Regions from separate parts of the Mus musculus genome. Here region 1 is linked to region 2. Evidence: chromatin loops called from intact Hi-C (ENCODE). Cell type or tissue: left cerebral cortex. All regions are shown on one strand. Each heading gives the region's core, and the rest is flanking DNA. Links, peaks and the distances in the headings are about the cores only. Region 1 overlaps Gm32067 (a long non-coding RNA gene). Region 2 has its middle 120 kb from the start of Gm25383.

The links. Peaks named below come from ENCODE experiments on the same cell type or tissue, not always from the same donor. Only the 100,000 strongest peaks of a DNase experiment are listed, where the experiment ranks them.
Region 1: it touches region 2 in a loop (4-fold over the local background); 2 of 42 quality-filtered maps call a loop at or near these places.

Annotation. Positions count from the first base shown.
Region 1 is chr13:78,627,094-78,632,484 of GRCm38, forward strand. Gm32067 (a long non-coding RNA gene) reads left to right here. Exons shown (of 4, transcript XR_382673.2): 2 at 3,574-3,828. Among named protein-coding and RNA genes, the nearest start is that of Gm32067, 150 kb to the left of the region's middle. In left cerebral cortex, for the core only: no CTCF peak of the experiment used is centred there; DNase peaks (open chromatin) are centred at 2,181, 3,593 and 4,734; H3K27ac peaks cover 318 bases.
Region 2 is chr13:79,042,509-79,047,899 of GRCm38, forward strand. No RefSeq gene overlaps it. Among named protein-coding and RNA genes, the nearest start is that of Gm25383, 120 kb to the right of the region's middle. In left cerebral cortex, for the core only: no CTCF peak of the experiment used is centred there; a DNase peak (open chromatin) is centred at 2,540.

The DNA of each region.
Region 1 (5,391 bases), core at 70-5,069, 420 kb before region 2:
TTTTCTATTAGATAATTCTTGAAGTGGTATATAAAAAGCTTACTCTTGATGTTTTATTCAGACTTGTCATATATTAATTGAAGAGTTTTAAAGTATTTCCAAGTTAGGATGTTGGATATTATCACGACTATTGTGGAATATTTTCAGTACACCATGTTAACAAGCCCTCTGATATTTGAAAAATATGGTTTTACTAGCTTCTTTTAAGCACATAAGCTACTAGATGTGGATAAAAAGGTTAACAAAAACGAATATCTATCCACTCAAATCCATCCTTCTATATGCCAATTATTTAAAGTTTACTATGTGCAGAATACTTATGTTTAGTATTGTGCATTCATTATTTCAGATAACCTTTAAAACTCTCCAGTGGAAAATTTACTATTATTGGTTCCATTTTTACAGATAAAGAAACTTTAGCAGAGGCAGGATGTAAAACTCACTCAGAAGTATTGTAAGTAGAATAGTGTCAAAAATGAAGGCATCCAGATACGGTGTTCCTTGCCCTTATATTTTGTTACATTGCTTTCCATTCTTTAACACTGACTCAAAGCTGTGTTAAGATGTGAGAGTGTAAAACTCGGTGCTAGGTCAGAAGGAAGCTGCATCTGTGAACAATGATGTTTGTCATCCCAGGTGTGTTAACAATGTGAATATTGCTCACCATAGTTTTGAGAACAGATCCACAACTATGTCAGCTTCATGAGGTTCTTCAGAAGCCATAAAAATAAAGGGTCTCAATGGCTCCATACAAAGTGGACAATTTTATATTTTTGTATCGATTAGAATAGGAGTAAAAAATGCATCTAATTAATATACTGACTCACTGATATTAAATATTAAGATTGTCTACCATTACAAACCTAATTTTTTTTCTTTAGAAATAAAATTCATAGCTCCCCTCGTCCTCCCTGGAATTTTCATTTTGTTTGTTTATTGGTTGGGGCCAGGTCTCATGTAGCCCAGACTAGCCTTGAACTCCTAGTCTCCCTGCCTCCTCCTCTGAGTGCTGGGATTATAGGTATGAGCCCTTGAGAGCAGTTGGAGTTTCACATTTTGATTAGACTAAAAATAAATTCCTCTGATGAAAATTACTTTCACAAAATTGGATTAGCACATAATTTGAAGAAATATGATTTGTGAGTTTTCCAAGAACAGTTTTATTTTTACTCAGATGATACCCAATAGATCAACTTAAACTTTGATGCATTTTTAGCATAACAGAAGCATGTTGGTCTCTCAGTTGGCATCAGAAAGAAAACATTCTGTCAGGGGTTTTATTTAACCCAGTTAGGCTCCATACACAGCCTTTGCCTGGGGTGTATTTGCTCTACCTCTGATGTTCTGCTACCAGAAAAGATTGTATGCAGAAAGAGTACATATTTCTTTGGAGTAGACGTTCACTTATAGACTTTAGATATGTCAGAAGGTTAGTGTAGAGACATTCCTATCCTTTGTACTTTTTTTTTTTTTTTTCCGGATAGTAACATACACAACTAAATCATTGCAAAAATGCTTAGCAAACATAAAAAACTAATTTCATCATTTCTTGTGTTCTTGTTTTGAATTTTTTTCTTCAATAGAACTCATAAAGTAAAATCTCACCAAGATCATTGCATATAAATAAGTGCAAACTAACAAAAAGGAAATTATTTGCATGAATGTCCTGTTAATGCAAACCAATTTCTCACAATTCTAAATTTGCATTCTGCAATGTGTTTTGTATTTCTTATCAGATTTACATGTTCCCATGTGGGTATGTATATTTTGTACATATTTCATGCATATCCATAACAGAAAATGGTTTGGAGTTTTAACTAACAAATAAGACAGAGGCAAAGATTACTTTTTTCCCCTCAGAATTTTACTCCAGGATTTCTGGCTTTTCCTCACTTCTGTGTAGACCACAGTAAACATTTGGAAGGCATTTTGTGTGGCAAGTTTGTGCCTTGCAGTTTTTGAGCAACGCAAACTTCCCGTTAAATAAATGAAAACAGACCTTAGAAGGGGTGTGCTTCCAACACATTCCCCTAAGATCTGAGCACCGCTGTGCATTCTTGCTCAATTTAAACAAACTAAACTTCAGTTAGTCTCCCTCCCCTAATGGGCACCCCCACTGGGAACATTGTTAGGTTACCACCATGGACAAGGCTTCAGTACAGCTGGATATGTAAACAAGACCATAATCCGCATGAAAGGACTCTCAGAGTTTTGGCAGCGCTCTCTCGATGTTGTTAACATATTGTGCCAAAGCAATAACAAAGCCATCATTTTTAAGTTTGTTCACGGATTTGTATTAATCAAGAAATTTTCCAGAAATTACTTCTAAATGAGGAAACTTCCAGAAAGTTACCATTTGGCAAGAAGGTTTCCAGATGCTTCATTCCCTCCGCCTCCGCCCCACCCCCAACCTTTTCTTTTCCCCTATCTTCCACATATTCTTTCAAATAAATCACAAGTTTGTGGAAGTTCTGTTGAAACAGAAAACACATTGCTGCTGTGTTGGCAAAGGGAGGCTCACTTCACGCCCTATTTCATCAAAGCCTGCCCAGGATTGAATGATTTCTTCCTGTTAGCAAAGAGGTGGGTAGGCCAGCTTTCTTGGCATTCTAGAGATAGATATTAAGTATTGATAGAAGTATTAAGTATTGATCAGAAAAAACATTTATTAGATTATTGTTAGAACTGCAAACTAAGCATGCAGGAGCAGGTAAAAAAGAGAGTGTAAATTTACTTGTCAGTTTTTATTAGCACAGTAAGTGATTAGTTCAAATTCATTTATTTTCGATATAAATTCCATTTTCATAGGTTTTCCAGAATTGAGTCTCCTGAGAACTTCTGTGTCTAATTTCTAGGGAAAGCAAAAAGGATAATGCCCCGCAGTTAGAGAACCATGGCCGTACAAACCTAAAGTTACTTTTTACATTATTTCATTGCTTAAGTATTCCACAAAAGCAGTTTTTCTTGCAAATTCTACATCATTCAAAATAGACCAGGCAAAATATCCTTTAAAAATGTATTATTATTCACAATTCAGGCCGGTGGCAGGCTCAGCCACATGAAAACCATGGTTACTGCTACGGGTGGGCTCAGAGACTGGGAGACTGGGAGCTGAGGGGGTCACAGGAGGGTTTTCAGAGAATGGTCATTACAGTTTTGGGCTACTCAGGGTGTCCTTGTCAACCTACTCAAAGGTAACTCAAGCCCTACTGGCCATAAAAATCCTGACACTGTGAAGGCTGGTCTGGATGAGCTTCAGGTCGGCCAACGGGATCTTTAGGCTCTCAGCCCCAAGAAGGAGCTTGCCTCACACCTTTCTTGTATCTCATCAATAACTAGTTATTGATATCTGATGGATGGTATTTATTTTCATTACAAGGAAGGACACCTGTTTGAGTACCACTGACATTAACTAAGCAGAAGACCTTTCCTAACTCTTAAATGGATTTGGAATTCTGGATGCCGTCTCTTGTTTACTCCTTTCGATGAGTTATGTGAAATCTCACCATCATATTCTGCCTTGTTCTAAGGCAGCTCCAATTTTTTCACCTTCTCTCTGGCCTTCTCCTGCAGTGTCTACAAGGATGTATGTCGTAGCACAGACTTCTCCCTGGTGATCTACTGCAGTATCTAGAGGATGTGTGGAGCATCGCAGAGAGGCTCAGTGAACCGATCTAGGATGTTGATTCTCTTTCCTAAACTACGCATGTTGGAAAGCACTTTAATTTGCTGAAACTGCCAGCATCCTCTTGTTCTAATTATGGTATTGTATTCAGAAGCTCCCTAGAAGATTACTTCAGGAATTGATGGCAAGATCTATAGCTTATGGTGAGTAATAAACACTACAAAGACAGGGAACTGCAGAAAAATCAGGTTCAGAAATAAATCCCAATGAACTTATGGTACTTTGGAACCAGCATCCTTTTTTTCAGAGAACGTGGACTTGGTACTTCTCAAGATCCTTGACGTACATTCTGCTTGTTTAGATTTGGCCTTTGGTGTTGAGCATTGGAGATACATATATTTGATTATTTAAGGAGTATGTGTTTATCATCTATTTTAAAATTAACTCACCATTTACTTGTATATTACCATAGAAGACTAGACTAATTTACTTAATACCGCAAGAGCATTCTCACCTGAAAACACTTTTGTTTCCAGAGCTGTGAATTTGAGATGTAGTGGCTTATTAATGAATGAATGAATGAAATAATTAATTAATTTTTATATGAGTCAATGGCTCAACTTATTTTCTTGTCAGGCTATATGTGTTTACAATATGTAGACTTTTAAAAAATGTGTATAATGTTATATTTCAAACTTAAAAATAGATAAGGCCAGAGAGATGGTTTGATGTGAATGCGCTTACAGTGTGAGTCTGCTAGCATGAGTTGGTCACCAGAAGCTCTGGTGGAAGGATTGAACCAACTCTCAAAAGTTGTCATCTTACCTCCACATGCATATCTCAGCATATGCACATCTATACACACAGGAGCATCTACACACACACACACACACACACACACACACACACACAGATACACAGACACAGACACAGACACACAGAGACACACACACACACACACACACACACACACACACATGCACTCACAAAATCTGTCATTCTCTTATCTGAAAAGTGAAAGTTGAAATTTCTTCAGGACTAACAGAGAAAACACACTGAACAGATGGAACACTAGCCATGCTAAGAAGGCAGCAGTTAATTTTGTGCTGGAGGAATGATGGGCGTCTAACTTCACAAATTCAGGTCTATTTTTATGTTGTCCATTTTTTAAACTAATGTGAGAAATTGCAGAGTAATCTAGAGACATAAAGTTAAATTTCAAATTAAGTATTTTTACGGCCACTAGTCTAGCTGAAAATCATGGCTATTTAGTAAGTGGATTAATATGTGGTTACTATGGGCTAGGTACTTTGGGGAACAATGATTGGCCAAGATGAAGAAAGCTTCTGTATTTTTGAAATACTCAAAGAGGTGATGTGCAGTTAATTGTAAACTATGATAAGTGCCAGTTCCAGAACTTTGGCTCTACTTCCCATGTCCTATAATATCTGTTGTACTTACTCTTATGGATGCCAGCTTCTCTACATTTATTATCATTTAATATAAATCAGTACTTTGGAACACCATGGGAAAGTGCTTTATAAACTGTGTTTCAATTTATGGGTTAATGTATATAATATATTATACAGTTATGCAAAGTTCCTAGTGATATTGCTAATTGGAGTAAGGACTGGATTAATATATAGGACTGTGAGTCTGTAGATGTTTTGGTCATACCAGCTCTACTATCTCACCTCTCTGTTCAGAGGATAAAACCTAGGATCCAATATGCTAATATTTCTCATTGATTGCCATTTTGTCATATG
Region 2 (5,391 bases), core at 117-5,116:
GCTCAGTCTTGAACTTTGTAGCTCTAGAACTACATGGAAAGAATTCTTTTTTTTTTCCCAACACCAGGTCTCTTTATTTTAATATTGAATCTACCCATTTTATTTTGTCAGGGCAGTGCAGGTTAAGTAATATAACGAGAGATTGTTAATTGAGGACTCTGATGGCTGCTGAGAGCCCCAGAGATGCAGGATAACAAACTGGCTGATCATACGAGCAGATATTGTTTCTCTCGAGGATTGGGAGGCCCGTATGCTTCTTTCCTTTGCATGAGGGAAGGATAGCTGTGACTATTCTCATAGGTTTGGGGTTATCAGTAATCTTGGACCCTTTTCCTCCTTTACCTCATGATGGTCTTTTTTTGTGTACCTCTTAGTGTGTAGTATTCCCTTCTATAGGAACACAAGCCCTTTAGTTTAAGGATTTCCTTGATTCAATAGAATGGGATTCTAAATTAATTACAGCTATAAATTAATATTTTGAAATAAGGCATTCTGGTTGAACATGAAATTTTGTAGAGTACAATTTTATCTATTACTGCTCATAACTGAGTTCCAATTTTCGGTAAAGATAAAATACTTCTAAGAGTTATACACATTTGATGTTCACTTATGTATTCATGCACTAAAATAAGTAATCCCCTGCCTCTTTACTTCCTAGTTAGTATGTTTATGTTAAAGGCAATCAATATTAATCCTAAAGAGGAGGACTATTCCCATAAATATAAAGGGCATATGTAAAAATGAAAATGACCAGTTCATCAGAAAGATGTTACACATATTCGTTTTGCTACATAATTGATGCCTTATCTGGCATCCAAGGGAGGGGAGGCTTTTGGTCTTGTGGAGGCTTGATGCCCCAGCATAGGGGGATACTAGAGTGGTGAGGCATAATTGGGTAGGTGGTCTGAGAGCATCCCCTAAGAGGCAAAGGGGAAGGCAGGTGGGATGGGAGTTTGCAGAGGGAGACCAGGAAAGGGGACAATATTTGAAATGTAAAAAAAATAAAATAACCAAAAAAAAAAAAGAAAAGAAAATGAAAAAAAAAAAGGAAATGCTCATCAATACAAAAACATAATTAAGACAAAAAATTTAAGTGGCAATGCATTTTCCTCAACAGTTATAGAATGTTCTCTCCAATATTGTAGCATGCATATTCATTCTTTTAAAGTATATTTGAGAAATTCACCAAAATAAGCAATATTATAAGCAACTAAAAGGTGTCCCACTGGAAGGAGGACACCAAGACAACAGAGTGCTCTAACTCAACTATGCAGCCTCACATGGGCTCTCAGAAACTGTAACTGACGCACCTGCACTGTGTGGTCTGCGCAGGTCACCTGCATAGCCTATATACAGGCTGGTAGCTTTGTGTTTTCATGGAACTCCTAAGAGTGGAAGCAGCTGTGTCTCTCAGTTTTTAGCCTGGTTTTGGGATTGTTTTCCTCTTATTGGGTTGCCTTGTAATCCCTCATTGGTATGAGGACTTTTACCTTGTCTTATTGTATCTTGTTTGGTCCCGTTGGGCTGTCTTCTCTTGGAGATCTGCTCTTTTCTGAAGAGGAAGTGAAAGGAGAGTAGATTTGGGGTAAAAGGGAGGTATGTGGAAGGGAGCTGAGAAGAGCAAAGGATCGTGACCAGAATGTAGTATATGAGAAAAGAACGTATTTTAAAAAAAAAGTGTGTCACTGAATGTAAAACTGCGAAAGCAAACAGTGAATTCTTTCCTTGTGGAAAAATTACATAAGAAATTAGTGCAATATTTTCAAATATTTTGGATTGTAGGAATGCTTTATGACAAGTCTAAAAATGGCAATTAACATCTTATTAAATGCTATGAATTCTAGAGAAGTAAAGAAAAATTTCTACAAGAGTCAAGACAATTAGACTCAAGAACAAATTAATCTTTTAAAATTCATTTTATATGGGACTCTTTAAGTTTATGTTATATACAGATATTGACCTGTAGTTGTACAGCTCAAGGGTCAAGAGGGCTATATCCAGCAATACATGTCCCTTCTTGACTACCTATGTTTATTTTTGTTATAAGCCTATATTTGTTATCATGGTTCTATTTTAAAATCTTCCACCATCTCTTCCTGACATAGGACAGACATCAGCAGTGTTCCTGACAGTGGAAAAATAAGGACTTCCCCAAATATGTTAATCCCATTATTTGTCGGCTATTTTACTCAGCTCCAACATAATTGAAGTCATTAGGAAGGGAGAAAAAGCTCGGGTTCTGTCAATATCTAACTGTGAAAATAGCAGGAGTGTTCTAGGTGACTGGCTGCTGAACAACCCAGCCCCTTTGCTGCGGTGTTGCTATTGTTGATATGCAAGTAGGAGCAGAGGTGTCATTTCTTGTTGAAAACTTTTTGAGAAAAAAACAAGTCTTCTACTGCAGACATGGTGTTTCAAGAATCAGACAAAATATACTTCATGGAAAATCTATTTTGAGCTCGACATTCATTTGAAAAGCTAAAACTAGCATCCGGATAAAAAAAGGAAGGGATGAAACATCAAACTCAAAATATCTTCCTATATTGTGACATTTTAGCAAATGTAAATGAAACCACCTTTAAGGCTGTCACAAGTAAAGAGATCCAACTGGGGTCCTGATGACTGAAGAGATGTTAAAGAATCTCTCATCAGCAGACCACAAAGAATACAGCAAAAGCTATCAGTAATATGCAGATGTTATCAGGATATGACTTCAGCACAGCCCTGAATCCCAATGGAGACAAAACTGCAGATGTTTAACTTATTACAGAAACCAACTGCAAATTCTGTTTTGATTCTTCCCCTTTATAAGGTTTGATTCTTTTTTTAAAGACACATGAATTGCACTTTGAAGAACTTCCTTCAGCCTTAGTCACTTTAAACATTTAAATACTTGCTACTAGATACAGGGTTTTCTGAATAATGTGACATGCAATTTACTACAAGGTATGGACAGTGTGAAAACTAGCAGAGAAAAGATGTGTTTAAGCATCCTTGCAAATGGTAACAGGAGATTTATTATTGCATAGTAATGGAACTCAAGATGTGAGATAAAGACCTAAAGAATAATGTAACAACAAACCTACTTAAAATCTGCTTAACTCTTGGCAAAATCCAGGAACGCAAAAATATTGAAATTTGTTCATCAAAGTTGAACACATTTGGAGATGCAAACAGAGCAGTTTTCCCCTGTCATCTGCTTTTATTTTTAAGTTACAGAATAAAGTTTTAATAAATTATTCATGTTTTCAAGTGGAGGTATTTGAATGGCCCTCCTTGATTCTTTGATCCTTTTAGGTGACTTTTGTGTTCTATACCTTGATGAATAGCCAATTATAAAACCACAAAAAGGTGAAATATGTCATTTTTTCATGGTAATTGGTTTAAATATACTGTTTCCAATAAAATTTTGTTTTTAAGAAATATCTTAAACCATGAGTTTTGTACAGATGTGGTTTGCTCTTCTCTTTGAGTGGATGCCAGCAGGTGGAATGCAGGTGAAACTAGTGTTTTCTTCTGTCCCATCTTCACCTCCCTCCGTCTTCTTGGTACTCACAATTGGCAGTTTTTATTTTCTGTGAGGGAGGCAGAAGGACCTGCCACTTCAGGAGCTTTATGCCCACAAGTCAATACTTACTTTCCTTAAGATGAAAAGTCAGAATAAACATAGAGACATGAAAAAAAATGCAAGTCTTTTAAAGATTGCCAGAATAGAATGATCTAGTGAAGATTAAAAAGATAAATGATACTTTTCCATTTGTATTTGACCTCTATTCTATACAGAATATATAACACATACCTGAAATAATAAATATCATTAAGTGTACCAAAGAATTGCACTCAACCTTCTGTGTGATTATGAGTGAGCATGATATTGAAAAAGATGAAAAGTCATGAACTTACCATACTAAGATGAAAACTGGCTCAACAGCTATTAATAAAATATGGTCTCTCAAGATCTATCAAAAACAGGTCTAGAACATGCACTAACACTTATTGCACTTTCCAAAGGAAAGACAGAGCTGGCATACAGAATTTTAACTGTATAATATAATTATTGCCTGTACTATTCTATACTAAAAACCGATATAATTTCAATTTAATGGCTTCAAAGCAAAACAAATCATATTCAAAATTCTTATTGGCTTTATAGCAAATTGAACTATTGGTATTTACTTGTATCAAATGCAGCAGAAAGTGAACATGGCTCATCTTTAAAAATTAGGTCATAAGAGATACAGTGTGTTTACCTTCCTCTGACTAGTCCTAGTACCAAGTCAATACTTGGCACATTAACACTGCTCAATAATGTTGCACCTCAACCCGAAACAAGAGCAAAGAATCTGTACTAGATAGTAGACACAGAAAAAGATGAAACTATTTGAGTAATCTATTATTCTTTTTCTTAAGGGATATGCAATCTTAAAAAAAATGTTATGTATTTTCATGCCAGCCTGGAGAGCTACAGAGTGAATGGAAACAATCTTTAGTATAAGATAATTCCAAGTTTTGCCAAGATGTGACCAGCTGAAAAACTCAAAATAAAGTTAAGAGATGCTATCTGCCACAGGGATTACCACAATACATGTAGGATCAAAGAAAATTCCACATTTTACCCTGGTGATTAGCTGTAATTAAATAAAGTAAGTCTTTTTAAACTTCATTAGCAGCAAGGCGTTTGCTACAGCAGAGTGGGCACAAATCATCCATTCTTAATTAAAAGATAATCCACAGGATGGCCATAATCTTCTTCTAAAAATACACCATTTCCCCCTGAAAGATTTTCTCATCAAATAAGGATAAATAACAGTTTCTATGAATTTAAGGCGTAAAGGAAGGGCTGCCCCTCCATTTGCTTGAGTGAGTTCTGAATGTGGCTGAGAGCAACACTTTGGCATGCTATTATCTAAAATGGTAGAATACCTCACTTCAGCAAAGTCTGACATAAATCTTTGAAAAGAAAGACATTGCATATGTATGAGCTGAAATAGATATGACACTGTTGGCACATTAATATTCCTGTCACTAGGGATTTTCAAACTTTTAAGGAAAAGATGGGAATGAATTCAGACTGTAGCTGGTAAAATACACTAACTTATAGTAGGGCAATTAGGCATCACTGACCATAACCAGATCCGTGCAAAAGCAAACGGTTCTTCTGACTTTTGCACTCGCTAAAACATGACTACAGACTCATCACCTGGGAATGTGAAGAATAATTAATTTGGTTTAGATTTGGCGTTGCTCTTCTAAGTATACTACTAGGAATATTTCATAAATACCAATCCCAATAAGTAGGAGAGGACTTAACTGAATAGTTGTCCATATAGCCAAATCTGTGCAGAAAAGAATTCTGTGTATTGCACATCCTACAATTATTTCTTTTTCTGA